Regions from separate parts of the Homo sapiens genome. Here region 1 is linked to region 2. The links are chromatin contacts, found by Hi-C in ENCODE. All regions are on one chromosome and are shown on one strand. The core of a region is the stretch at or near the end of the contact, and the rest is flanking DNA. Distances in the headings are between cores, read along the strand shown.

Evidence for each region. Hi-C counts contacts between places; a loop is a spot of excess contacts on that map. Pooled maps may share reads with other maps.
Region 1: a pooled map shows a loop between it and region 2 (2.7-fold over the local background). The contact joins the enhancer-like site here to the promoter of MRPS15 in region 2. A Hi-C loop is called at or near these places in 1 of 168 maps with a recorded cell type or tissue (heart right ventricle) and 3 of 50 pooled maps.

What each region holds. Positions count from the first base shown.
Region 1 is chr1:37,674,089-37,680,026 of GRCh38, forward strand. No RefSeq gene overlaps it. Among named protein-coding and RNA genes, the nearest start is that of AIRIM, 13 kb to the right of the region's middle. Within about 2 kb of position 2,208, at least 5 of the 41 ENCODE cell types and tissues checked have a DNase peak (open chromatin) inside an H3K27ac peak, as active enhancers do; they include heart right ventricle, where a contact is called at or near this core.
Region 2 is chr1:36,460,839-36,466,153 of GRCh38, forward strand. MRPS15 (mitochondrial ribosomal protein S15) reads right to left here and starts at 3,546. Exons shown (of 8, transcript NM_031280.4): 1 at 3,308-3,546; 2 at 2,968-3,012; 3 at 1,250-1,325; 4 at 426-474. The coding sequence starts at 3,437. It overlaps CSF3R (colony stimulating factor 3 receptor), which reads right to left. Exons shown (of 17, transcript NM_000760.4): 17 at 5,205-5,315. RefSeq lists enhancers at 2,554-3,457, 2,853-4,052, 3,452-3,701, 3,458-4,359.

The DNA of each region.
Region 1 (5,938 bases), core at 958-3,457, 1.2 Mb after region 2:
TTGATGTGGTGGCTGGGCCTCCGTCAGGGCTGTCGCCACAGTCCCAGGGTTTGGCTCGAACAGTAACCACCATTTCCGCCAGTGTGGCAATGCCGGGTGGATCTAGGTCCGCCAGCCTTGCCAGGGAACCCAAGCCAGGCGGTCTGGGAAAGGGAGGATGCTCTGCCCAGCCTGGCCTGTGGGTCTTTGCTGCTGGGATGGGGTCATCTTCTGCCTTGTTTCACTTCCATCAGCCAGCCTAGCTCTTAGGTGGCCAGTGACTACACCCTCAGCCCAGCTGGCACCTGACAGAGGAGGAAATGGGCCTCAATCCCAAGTCCTCCTCCAGGGGGAGGATAAAACCTATAATTAATTAAGAACCTACTGGGTGCTGGGCTTCATCCTCTGTGGTTTGAATGAATTAGTTCATTTCATTTTCAAAATAGCTCAGTGAGTCGGGTCTTCTTATACTCATCTTACAGGTAAGAGCGGCAAAACACAAGGCCCACATCCTAGGTGGGTGGAGACAGGATTTTGCCGAAGCTCACAATCTTTCTAGGATACCGCAGCTTTACAGGAGGCCATGGCTATCAGCAGCCAGCCAGCTCTGTCAGAGACCACTGCCACCCCTTGCACCATCCCACTGGGTAGAGCAGAGCCCACCTTCTCCACGCCATGCAGCTGCAAAGGCCCCTGCACCATTTCTACCACTTGGGTCAATTCCCAAATGGGGCTGAGCCCCTTGCTGAGCTGGTAGGGATATAAGAATGGATAAGAAAAAAATAAAATCCTGCAGGAGCTGGATTTAAATTTAAAAAAAAATAGGCCGAGTGTGGTGGCTCACGCCTATAATTCCAGAGCTTTGAGAGGCCAAGGTAGGCAGATTTCTTTTATTTATTTATTTAGTTAGTTATGAGATGGAGCCTCACTATGTTGCCCTGCCTGGTCTCAAACTCCTGGGCTTAAGCGATCTGCCCGCCTCGGTCTCTCAAAGTGCTGGGATTACAGATGTGAGCCAAAGCACCAAGCCCAGCTCAGGTGGATCTCCTGAGCCCAGGAGTTCAAGACCAGCCTGGACAACATGGTGAAACCCTGACTCTACATTTTTTAAAAAAATTAAAAATTAAGTGTTAAAGGGAAGTACAAGTACTGTGCTGAGAAAGGAAGGGTTATTTTCATCTAGGGGTGTAAGAAGAGATAACAAAAAGGAGATGGTGTCTGAGTGGGGCTTGGAAAAATAAGAAAGTGGGTCTCTTTCCCGTAGCAGGAAACAATGTCTTGCCTTTGAGGTGGAGGTGGCAGTTAGGGGATGTTTTCTCTAGCAAAGACCCCAGCTCCTCCATAAGAGCAGGCAGCTTCTTCCAGGCAGAGTGCATTGACTAGAAATCTTTTCTGGAAAATGATAAGAAGGGGCCAGGAGCAGCTGCAGATGACTTAGGGAGTTGGGACTGACAGGCACCTCTTTAGGGCCTGTGGAGATACTGTCACGTAATAGGGATTGCCTGTAGCCAGAAGAGTGGATAACAGGGAGCCTTTGGGAGGGGGACAAGGCCAGAGGCCTCAATGACGGGTAACTAACCTGCTCTGCAAAGGCTCAAACTTCAACTTGGAGAAGAAAGGGTCTGTCCACAGTGCTGGGGCAGCTACAAGCAGTAGGACCAGAGAGAAGCTGGGCAGAACTGGCAACATAATTTGCAGGGCCCAGTGCCAAAGGAAAATCATTCGAAAACTGTTTAGAATTTCGAGAGTGACAGCAGAGCATGAAACCAACCTTGGGAACCCTTGTAAGTGTGGGTCACAGGCACATGAAGCCAGCCCTGAAGTGTGGGCTAGGGAAAGCAAGCAGGGGATAAGGCCACAGGAAGGGCAGCCACAGGAGCCTTCTGACCTAATGGTCTGATCAAAATGAAGAGAACCCATAAACACAGGTGGGTAATCCTGAGACACAGCCAGGGCCACACTCAACCATTCCTAGTTGCACCACTGAGGCCTTTGTAGCTCTCCCAATGACCCAGTCCACCCCAGCCAAACAGCATTCTCCAAGAGTCCAGGTCTCGCCCTATTTGGAGGACAGAGGGCATTTAAATTTCATCTCTCTGTGTTGGGGGAGCTCTAAATGCTGGGAAAAGATGTCATGCCTGGAGACCATCTGGGGAAAAGGCCTCCGGAGCTGTTTCTTTAATTTACAGAACTGACAACTGAGGGTAGGGGCCTTTGGCAAGTACAAAGGGTGATGGCCCAGAAAAGAATCAAAGTATTAATAACGGGCTCGGCTGGCACTGGCCTCCTGTCCCCCGCCCTGGGGTTCATGTGGCAGGGAAGCCTGATGTCTCTGTTTCAACAGTGGGATCAAAACTGGCTTTCAGAGCAACATAAGCCAGGGGTAATTTTTAGCACAGACGTAACTTTCTAGTTCCTTTTTCCTACCCCTCATTTTTCGGTTGCCTTTAAAGAGGCCGCAGAGAACTGAAAAACAAATCCAAGTTTAAAGAGACAAGTGCAAAAATGCAAACTGGGCAAGGGGACAGAGCCGCCAGCTGGACAAAATGTGCCTGGAAAACAGCATCCTCTGCTTGGCAGGTGCCAGGAATTTATGGTTGAGTTTTGCAGACGTTTCATCACATTACAAGCCAGCTCAGGAGACCCTCATAAAACTCTGCTTATATGAAAGAACAAACTAGCTGATAAAAGTCAGCTGTTGCCTATAAACGCACTGTGGGAATTGCAATTGAGTAGCGGATTTATTAGTCTGGGCTCTCTGTGCAAATTAAGAACTGCTCCACACGTTTCAATCAGAAGAGATGAGCCAGAGCAGAAAGGGTTGCTCCCCGCTCACATGATGGCCAGCAGGCCAGGCTGACCCCCACCCCCATCACTTACTCTACTAGAGACCAGAGGGAAGACTCTCACTGAAATTAAGTCACAGAGGAGCTAGTCTCACATTCCCCTATCTCGCCTCCCACAAAAACCCACAAAAACAATCAGTCACTCTCTCCATCCACTGCATTCCCCACACATCCTTCACAATAGCACTTCTCACGAAGAGCTTGCAGATCTGCCTGGCCTACTAAATCATGGACTTCTTTGATTTACCTCTGTATTGCTAATGATGAGTTCTGTGCTGGGCACACTGGGAGGCCTCAGAATGAATGGATATGGATGCGACAGACTCTAAAGCCCCATATACATAAGTTATGACTATCCCACCCCAAACAGCATGGAGGGGCCAGGGGAGCAATGCCGAGGTACCCATTGGACTTGAGGACTGGCAACAAAAAGGGGAAAAGAGGTGCAGTGAGGGAGTTATGAAGGCGTTTCTTCCCCAGAGAAGTGCGGTCTTTGTGGCTAGTCTACCCAGCCATCAATCTCTGTGCTAACTGCTGCCTTTTCTCAGGATGAAGGCTCTTTCTTAAGGAATGACTCTGCAACTGAACTAAGGGTACTTATTAAGGATGCAGATATCTAGCCCCTCCCCACACATACTAGACCAGAATCTCTGGGCTGGGGCCCTACAGTCTCGGAAAAATGACTTTGCTCTACGTGGAAACCAAGAAGGAGCCTTCCAGGAAGGATGGGGAGGAGGACAGTGCCTGGAAGGGGTACCCCTGTCATTCCTTCAGAATCACTGGCTTTCTCCTACCAGGCCCTGGCATCAAAGGCAAAAGTGTAGGACTCTGGTAGACCACGCCAGGATTTGCTCCAACCCTCTTGGCTATGGGGTCAGAAGGAAGGGTAACTGGCAAGGTTGCGGCTGTCCTGGAAGAGGCTTGGATACTTCATGTGCCACGGCCAAGTTGGATGGAGGTAGCTCTGCACTGCAGGATCCATGTCCTGTGCAGGGCTGGGTATCAGAAAACCTCACCCTTGTTACAGCTGAGTAGATGTTAGGCATGCTCTTGCCTTCTGTGGCAGAAAGGCAACAGTGATGTGGGGGAAAGCACCTTTCACCGGAACCAAGCAAGCCCTGGTGCAAATTCTGGCAACATTACTGACAAGCTGTGGGCATTTAGAAAGCTTACCAGGTCTCTGTCTCGGTCTCCTCATCTACCTAATGGAAGTAAGCATACTTGTTTCAATTCTCGTTGAGGGTTTAGAAAGATATTAAAGAGCCTAGCACAGAGCTATACACTTAGTGAGTGACTAATAAAGCTTAAGTGAATTTCAATCCCTTAAATGCTCACAAATGTACCCAAAGCCCTCACTATCTCCTCTCGCTTAAACCTTACAACCCTGTAAGGACATATCATCACTTCCACTATACAGATGAGGAAATAGACTTAGAGGAAATTACTTGCCCAAGATCACACAGCTGGCTAAAGGCTGAGCCTGAGACTTGAACCCAGGTCTAGGTTCCTTCCTTCCCCTCATCCCCAAACCTGCTCCCTGAAATGTGCACTCTTCCTCCCTTCTCATAGGGAAATGGAATTATAAATGATCCAGTGTTTGAGCAGGTTGGGAAGGTACCTGGCTTCTCGTCCCAATTAAAGTCTGGTGTAATACAGTCCCCATAAAGCCCAGGCTCTCCTTGGGCAAGCAGGAGACCTTCTCTTTAGGGCCCAGGCACCCCAGCACCTTGAGACAACACTTACTCTGAGAGAAGAATCTGAAGGTCAGTTTCTAGATGTGGATGGGGAGGGACAGGATAGAGGGAAACCAAAATTCTTCATTTCATCCCAAGACTGTCTTACACTGACAGAGAAAGGGGTTCTGACCCAGCTGAGGGAAAACAGAACAGAACTCACATTGGTGTCTTCATCCATAAGCCAGTGGCATACATAAAGGAGGAGCACCAGAAGTATTCCCAGTGTGGTGACTCTCCCTGAATTCGTTTATCAATTTAGTGATTCTAGTAAAAAATACTGACAATTTATTTTTTGTTGTTGGAAGGTGATGGGGTTAGCTAAATGGAAAATTCCAGGTGGTGGAGGGGAGGCCTAATGAACAAGAGTGGGAGTACAGGCGGGTTGCTACTATAAAAACCAATAGGTATTAAGACTTTGGAAACAAATGTCCACCCTAAGGAGCTATTTTAAGTAAATTATGGTTTACCCACACAACAGAAATCTATGCAACTGTTTAAAACAATGTAAGGAAGCTCTTTATATAGAATGAACTCCAAGATACGGTAAGAAAGAACAAGGTGCAAAAGTGGGTATATGGTATGTTAGCATTTATATAAAAATGAAGGGAGGTTTTTTTGTTGTAGTGATTATCTATCGCTGTGGAACAAATGGCCCCCAAACTTAGTGATTTAAAACATTTATTATCCCAGTTTACATGGATCAGGAATCCGGGCACTGCTTAGCTGGCTGCCTTTGGGTCGGGTCTTCAAGAGGCTGTAGTCAAGCTGTCAGCAGGGGCTGTGGACCCATCAGAAGGTTCAACTGTGGGAGGGAGGATCTGTTTCCAAGTTCAGTCACATGGTTGTTGGCAGGCATTGGTCTCTCACATGAGCCTCTCCACATGGCTGCCTCACAGCATCGCAGCTGCCTTTCCCCAGGGTGGGTGATCCCAGAGAGAGAGAGAGAGAGAGCACCCAAGATGGAAGCTGCAGTCTTTTTTACCTATTTCAGAAGTGACATCCTACCACTTGGGTAGTATTTTATTCATCAGAAGTATATCTGTGGCCGGGCGCGGTGGCTCACGCCTGTAATCCCAGCACTTTGGGAGACCAAGGGGGGCAGATCACAAGGTCAAGAGATCGAGACCATCTTGGCCAACATGGTGAAACCCTGTCTCTAACTAAAAAATACAAAAATTAGCTGAGCGTGGTGGCACATGTCTGTAGTCCCAGCTACTCGGGAGGCTGAGGCAGGAGAATCGCTTGAAGCCGGGAGGTGGAGATTGCAGTGAGCCAAGATCACGCCACTGCACTCCAGCCTGGTGACAGAGCGAGACTCTGTCTCAAAAAAAAAAAAAAAAAGAAGTATATCTGTCAGTCCAGCCCATCTGGAAGGAG
Region 2 (5,315 bases), core at 2,296-4,795:
TCCCCCCAAGGGCCCTGGCTACAGTTATAGCAACTAGGGCCATAAGGCTCAGGGCCTGACTTCACTCTGCTCACTGTGGCCTTGACCAACCACATGGCTATCCACATCCAGGTGAGCCCAAAGCCAAAGCCACTGACAGAGGAAATGACTTGTTGCATGAATGTCCCCAAAGCTTGCTCATTCATTTATGCTCATTCATTCATTCACTGAGCACCTGTTTGTCAGGTGCTAGGGGTATGGTGGGGGAACAAAAGTGTCCCTGCCCTGAAGATGCTCTGTCTAGGGATATTGACAAATGGAGGCAGAATGACAGTGGGCTAAGTGCTGTGACTGGAGAAGCATGAGATGCGGGGTGCTAATCAGGGTAGAAGGGAGTCCCAGAGGAGAAGACTGCGGGAGGCTGAGGCTTGGCAGAGGCTGCTCACCTTGTTGGCCATTTCCAAAGACAAGAGTCTTTTCACGACATCATCAACCCTGTGGATAAACCACAGCAATGAGACAGACATTGGGGGAGAAGAGAGGAAAGCAATGCTGGTTTCATTTTAGTTTGAAAAGCAAAGATGATTGAAAAATTCCTTCTGTAGCAAATGAATCTCCCTGGAGGTGGGGAGCCATTTCCCAGGGATTAAAAGTCAGTGTGGATCTGGCTTGCTGGGCTGAAACTACAGAAACTGGGGCTGTCAGCTCGACTGTTCCGGTCTCATCACAGGGAGGGCAAGGAGAGGATTTCCATTTTAGCTACAACATGGTTCAATCTGTTTTGAGACATTTCAAGTTAAATTGCACAGTGGGAGGGACTGACCAGCTCCCACCACACTGCATAGGAGCTGAGCAGAGGGCCTCTGGCTTTGGTGTCAGTCAGCCCTGGATTCAAACTCTAGCTCTGCCCTTTAGAACTGTATGACACTGGACAGCTTGAAAATCTATAAAATGGGGACATACAGCTTTTGTGAGGAACAAGAGATGAGAGATTTCTACAAAGACCTGTGAAGTATGTTAGCTCCTTGGAATCTAGTGGTACAGGGTGTTCATCTAGAGTACAAAAAAACCCCCAAGTAGCCGAGCTCCATGAGTGCCATCTGCCTTGCTGACCACCCACCCTCACCACACCTGGACACCTGGGCCCCTGCCTCCTTCTAGATCAAGCTTCAGCTACAGCAAGCCAAGTCTCAAAGCCACTGTCTTTCCCCACTCCCCGACAATCCTCCCAGGGCCCCCTGCCTCCTCTACTAGGTTTCTTCCTGCTTACTTCTCAATTCCAGGGACATTCTGGTAGTCTTTGAGCAGCGTAGAGGGAGGTGGGTCATCATCCAGCCTAGACTGGGCTGTCAAGTAAATATGGGGATAGAAAACACCCAGAGTCAACTCTCGCTGCCCACCCTCCCAGACCTGGCTCTTTTCACCCACTCTCCAACTCCAGAAGGGACATTCAGGGTCTCAAGCAAAGCACTGGATATCTCTCGGCTCAGTTTCTCCTTTGCAAACTCCGTGGGCACCTGCTTTGATATTTCATGTTGCGAGTAGGTGGCTTTTCCCAAGACCCTACACTGTGCCTGCACCTTTCACACACCTATCTGGCTCTACAGTTCTCAGATCCCCCACTAGGATGGGTCCTCCTGTGGATAGGACAGAGTTTGACTCCCTTGGAATCCACCATAGTCTGGCCCATGGCTCAGCCTAGACTAGGCACTCAACAAACACTTGCTGGCTGACTGCATGTATGAATTAAGGGGGTTGAGGAAAGGCAGCTAGCTGTACGATGCCTGAAATGTAAGCACCAAGTAGAGATCACAGGAAAACCTCAGTCTTGGTGTGTGCACCCCTGCTATCCCTTGGAGATGAGGAAGAGGCATAGAGTAGATGGACTTATCCTCTCCAGTCAGACCCTGCTATGCAAATAACATTAATGGGCCTCTTCTGTCTGTAACAGCTCAAGTTGATTCTGATAGGGAGGCAGAAAAGAATTATATTAAAAATATATTAATAGCAATAAATTCTACTTATTTTATTTTTTGTAGAGACTGGGTCTTGCTATGTTGCCCAGGCTGGTCTTGAACTCCTGGCCTCAAGTGATCCTCCAGCCTTGGCCTCCCAAAATGTTGGGGCCATGTCCAGCCAATAATTTCTTTCTTTTTTGTTTTTTTGAGATGGAGTCTCGCTCTGTCACCCAGGCTGGAGTGCAGTGGCACGATCGGCTCACTGCAACCTCCACCTCCCAGGTTCAAGCGATTCTCCTGCCTCAGCCTCCTGAGTAGCTGGGATTACAGGCGCGCGCTACCACACCTGGCTAATTTTTTTCTGTATTTTTAGTAGAGACGAGGTTTCACCATGTTGGCCAGGCTGGTCTCGAACTCCTGAACTCAAGTGATCTGCCCACCTTGGCCTCCCAAAGTGTTGGGATTACAGGCGTAAGCCACCGCGTCCGGCCCCAGATAATAAATTCTAATATATACTATCAATATATTTAATTGAGCACAGCGTTAAGGGTGCTTTTCGTGTATTATCGCTGAATCCTAACAATCCTTGCAAATGGATACTTTCACACTCATTTTAGAAATAAGAATCAGAGAGAGGAAGTACCTTGCCCCATATCATTTACCTAATAAGAAGGATCTTAACTACTATGCATACTGAGTTGCAATGGGAAATTACATCCTGCATCTCAGAAGCGCAGACACAAAGTGCCATACTCTAGGTAGGCCTGGGTGGTGCCAGCCATGCACTCCCTCTGGGAAGCTCATTTTCACTCATTCACCTGGAAAGCTCCTGCTCCCGCCCTTCACACCCCTCTGTCCCCATACAGGCTGCAGGCCTAGGGCTTTGTGTAAGGTGGACGTGGGGTCTTTTGCTCAGGACCTCTGGCTCACCTCATCTAGTGGCTCTAATTCGCCACATCGGTCCCCTTACCCACCCCAGCCTTCCAGGAGGTCTCTCTTCCGCCCCAAGTCCCACCTTAGGAACTCCTACCTGGTTTCCGGACGACATATCCGCGCGCGGCCTGGAGGAGGAGACCTACGCAGAAAAGAGAGGGCTGAGGACCATCTCCTTAAATAGCCCACCCCTCAGTTCCTTTCTGTGCCCCTCGCATTGCCCGTCCGCCACGGTCTATGCGCTTCTGAACCTAACCGCTGCCCCATTTCTTCCCTACCCCTTGTCTCTCACATCTTGTTTCACCTCTTGCGCAACCACCGCCCTTTCCCCCTTATCCTGACCGCTGTATATCTCCCCTACTCCTGTGCTTCCTTATTCCCTATCTTCGCCGAACCCTGTTTCCCTACGCCCGCCGTCCCATTTCTCAGCTCCTCACTTCGAGGCTGCAGGCCCCACTGGTTGAAAGGAAACTTGGCGCTCCCACCGCCCGGCAGCCCGGGTACTAGGACCTGGGTAACTGCCCGGGTCCGAATCAAACTCAGCGTCCTCCACGCGACCCTCAGCATGGTGACCTCTAACCCCCGCGGGGCCCGCGCCGCGGCCGCCGTTCGCTTTGCGGCACGGACCGGGTTACATGGGCGCCGCCATGCTGGCCCAGGATCGACCAATCGAGGCAGTTGCAATACCGGAGCAGACGAAGACCGAGAGAATGGATTAGGTGGCGTGACTCTGATGACGCAACGCACGGGGCGGAGCTCAGAGACCGGGTTCCCGCTGCGCGTGATCGGGCCGTGGTGGTTGTGTGCCCACGTTTAGCAGCGTGCTGGGGTGCTGTATAAATTCTAAAATGCCACTTTTTGGAGGGCATGCGTTCCGTCCTTAATCTCATTCCTGGCCCTCGGGCCAGGGTTATTTTGGGAGGTCCATGGCGCCTGCGGTAGCCTTCTACCCCCAACCCAATCCCCTCTCCACCCCACCTCACCCCTCCCTTAGACAAGGATGGGACCGTGTAAGAACTACTACTGGGTTTCAGCCATGTCTCTGGCAGCCTCGTAGCCTGGAGACTAAAGTCGCTGAGTTTGGAATCGCACAGTCCTGGTCTGGAATCCTAACTCAGCCATTTACTCAACATGTGATCTTGTGGGCAAGTCACTTAACCTATGTGGGCCCTGTAGGGATAGTAATAACAATATCTCTCTTTTAGGTTGTTGAGAGGATTAACTGAGTTGTATGCAGACCACCTGGTATATAGTGAGCATTTAGTAAATCTTTACGGTGACGTTATTTGTGAAATGAGTGGTGTAAGGGTGGATACAAATTAGAAGAAAAAGAAAATTTAATTTTCCCTGGCGCAAAAAGGGAAAAGACTCCTTCCCCTCACTTTTCTGAGAGCATTTACTTTAGAAAACTTGTAATTGTGAATACTTTCTCTACTGCTTTGCGATGAATGTAAATCTTCTTAAAAGGTAAATAAACCTCTTGCCAGTTTTACAACCCCGGAATGTTTTTCTCAAGGACCTGGGGGCCAACCCTTTGAAATGTAATAATTAAGGAAGATAGTGCTCTCTCTCAGTTCCTGTGGGAGGGTAGGAGCCTAACTTCAGTTGGTGCCTAGCTCTTAGTTGCAACCTACCCTTTGTTATAAAGATAGGGGAAATCGATTTTTCCTTTGGATAAAGGCAATTAGCAGACACAGGTGGCTTCCCACTTACCAGGTAAATTTAGAGTGAGGTGCAGCCAAGTCCTCTTGCTTGAGGACCAGTTATTGTTTATCTTGAGAAAATGGATACAGTAAGTTGTATTCACTTTGCTACATAAAAGAGTAAGATTTTTGTCTCTTTGCAGTCTCTTTAGTGGATCACCAGTGTATCACATTCCGGTTTAATGCTTATTCAATAATAACACTGTTTTCTTTCTTTTCTACCCTTGTGAAGAGGTTTTCTGCGTTGGCAGGGGATTTTGTCTTTAATTTTATTTCCCCAACAGGGGTTAGTTTTTCCAAAGTCTCTTCACCGTGTCCCACCGCACTGTCACTCCCCCCGTGTAACCCATGCCACTGTGCCCTAAGGATCAGTTTTCAAGTCTCCACCACTAGAATGCAGCTCTCTGAGGGTGAACTGAGCTGAGTCGTTTGCATAGGGCCTAGATACTGAGAGCTAGCAGAAGGAAGCAAGGGAAGGAAGGAGGGAAGGAAGGAAGGGAAAGGAAGGAAGGGAGGAAGGAAGGGGGGAAGGAAGGGAGGGAGGAAGGAAGGGAGGGAGGAAGAAAGGACCAACTCTGAGAAGTTTCCCCCTGACTGCTGGGCCCTGAAAAATAAATAACAGAGACTCAGGTACACCCAAGAGTGTCTATAAACAACAACAAAAACTGCAAACCAAAAACTAGTTTACAATACTGAAGTTATAGGAAACAAGCACAAAAGGCCATTGGGTGGGGCTGGATGG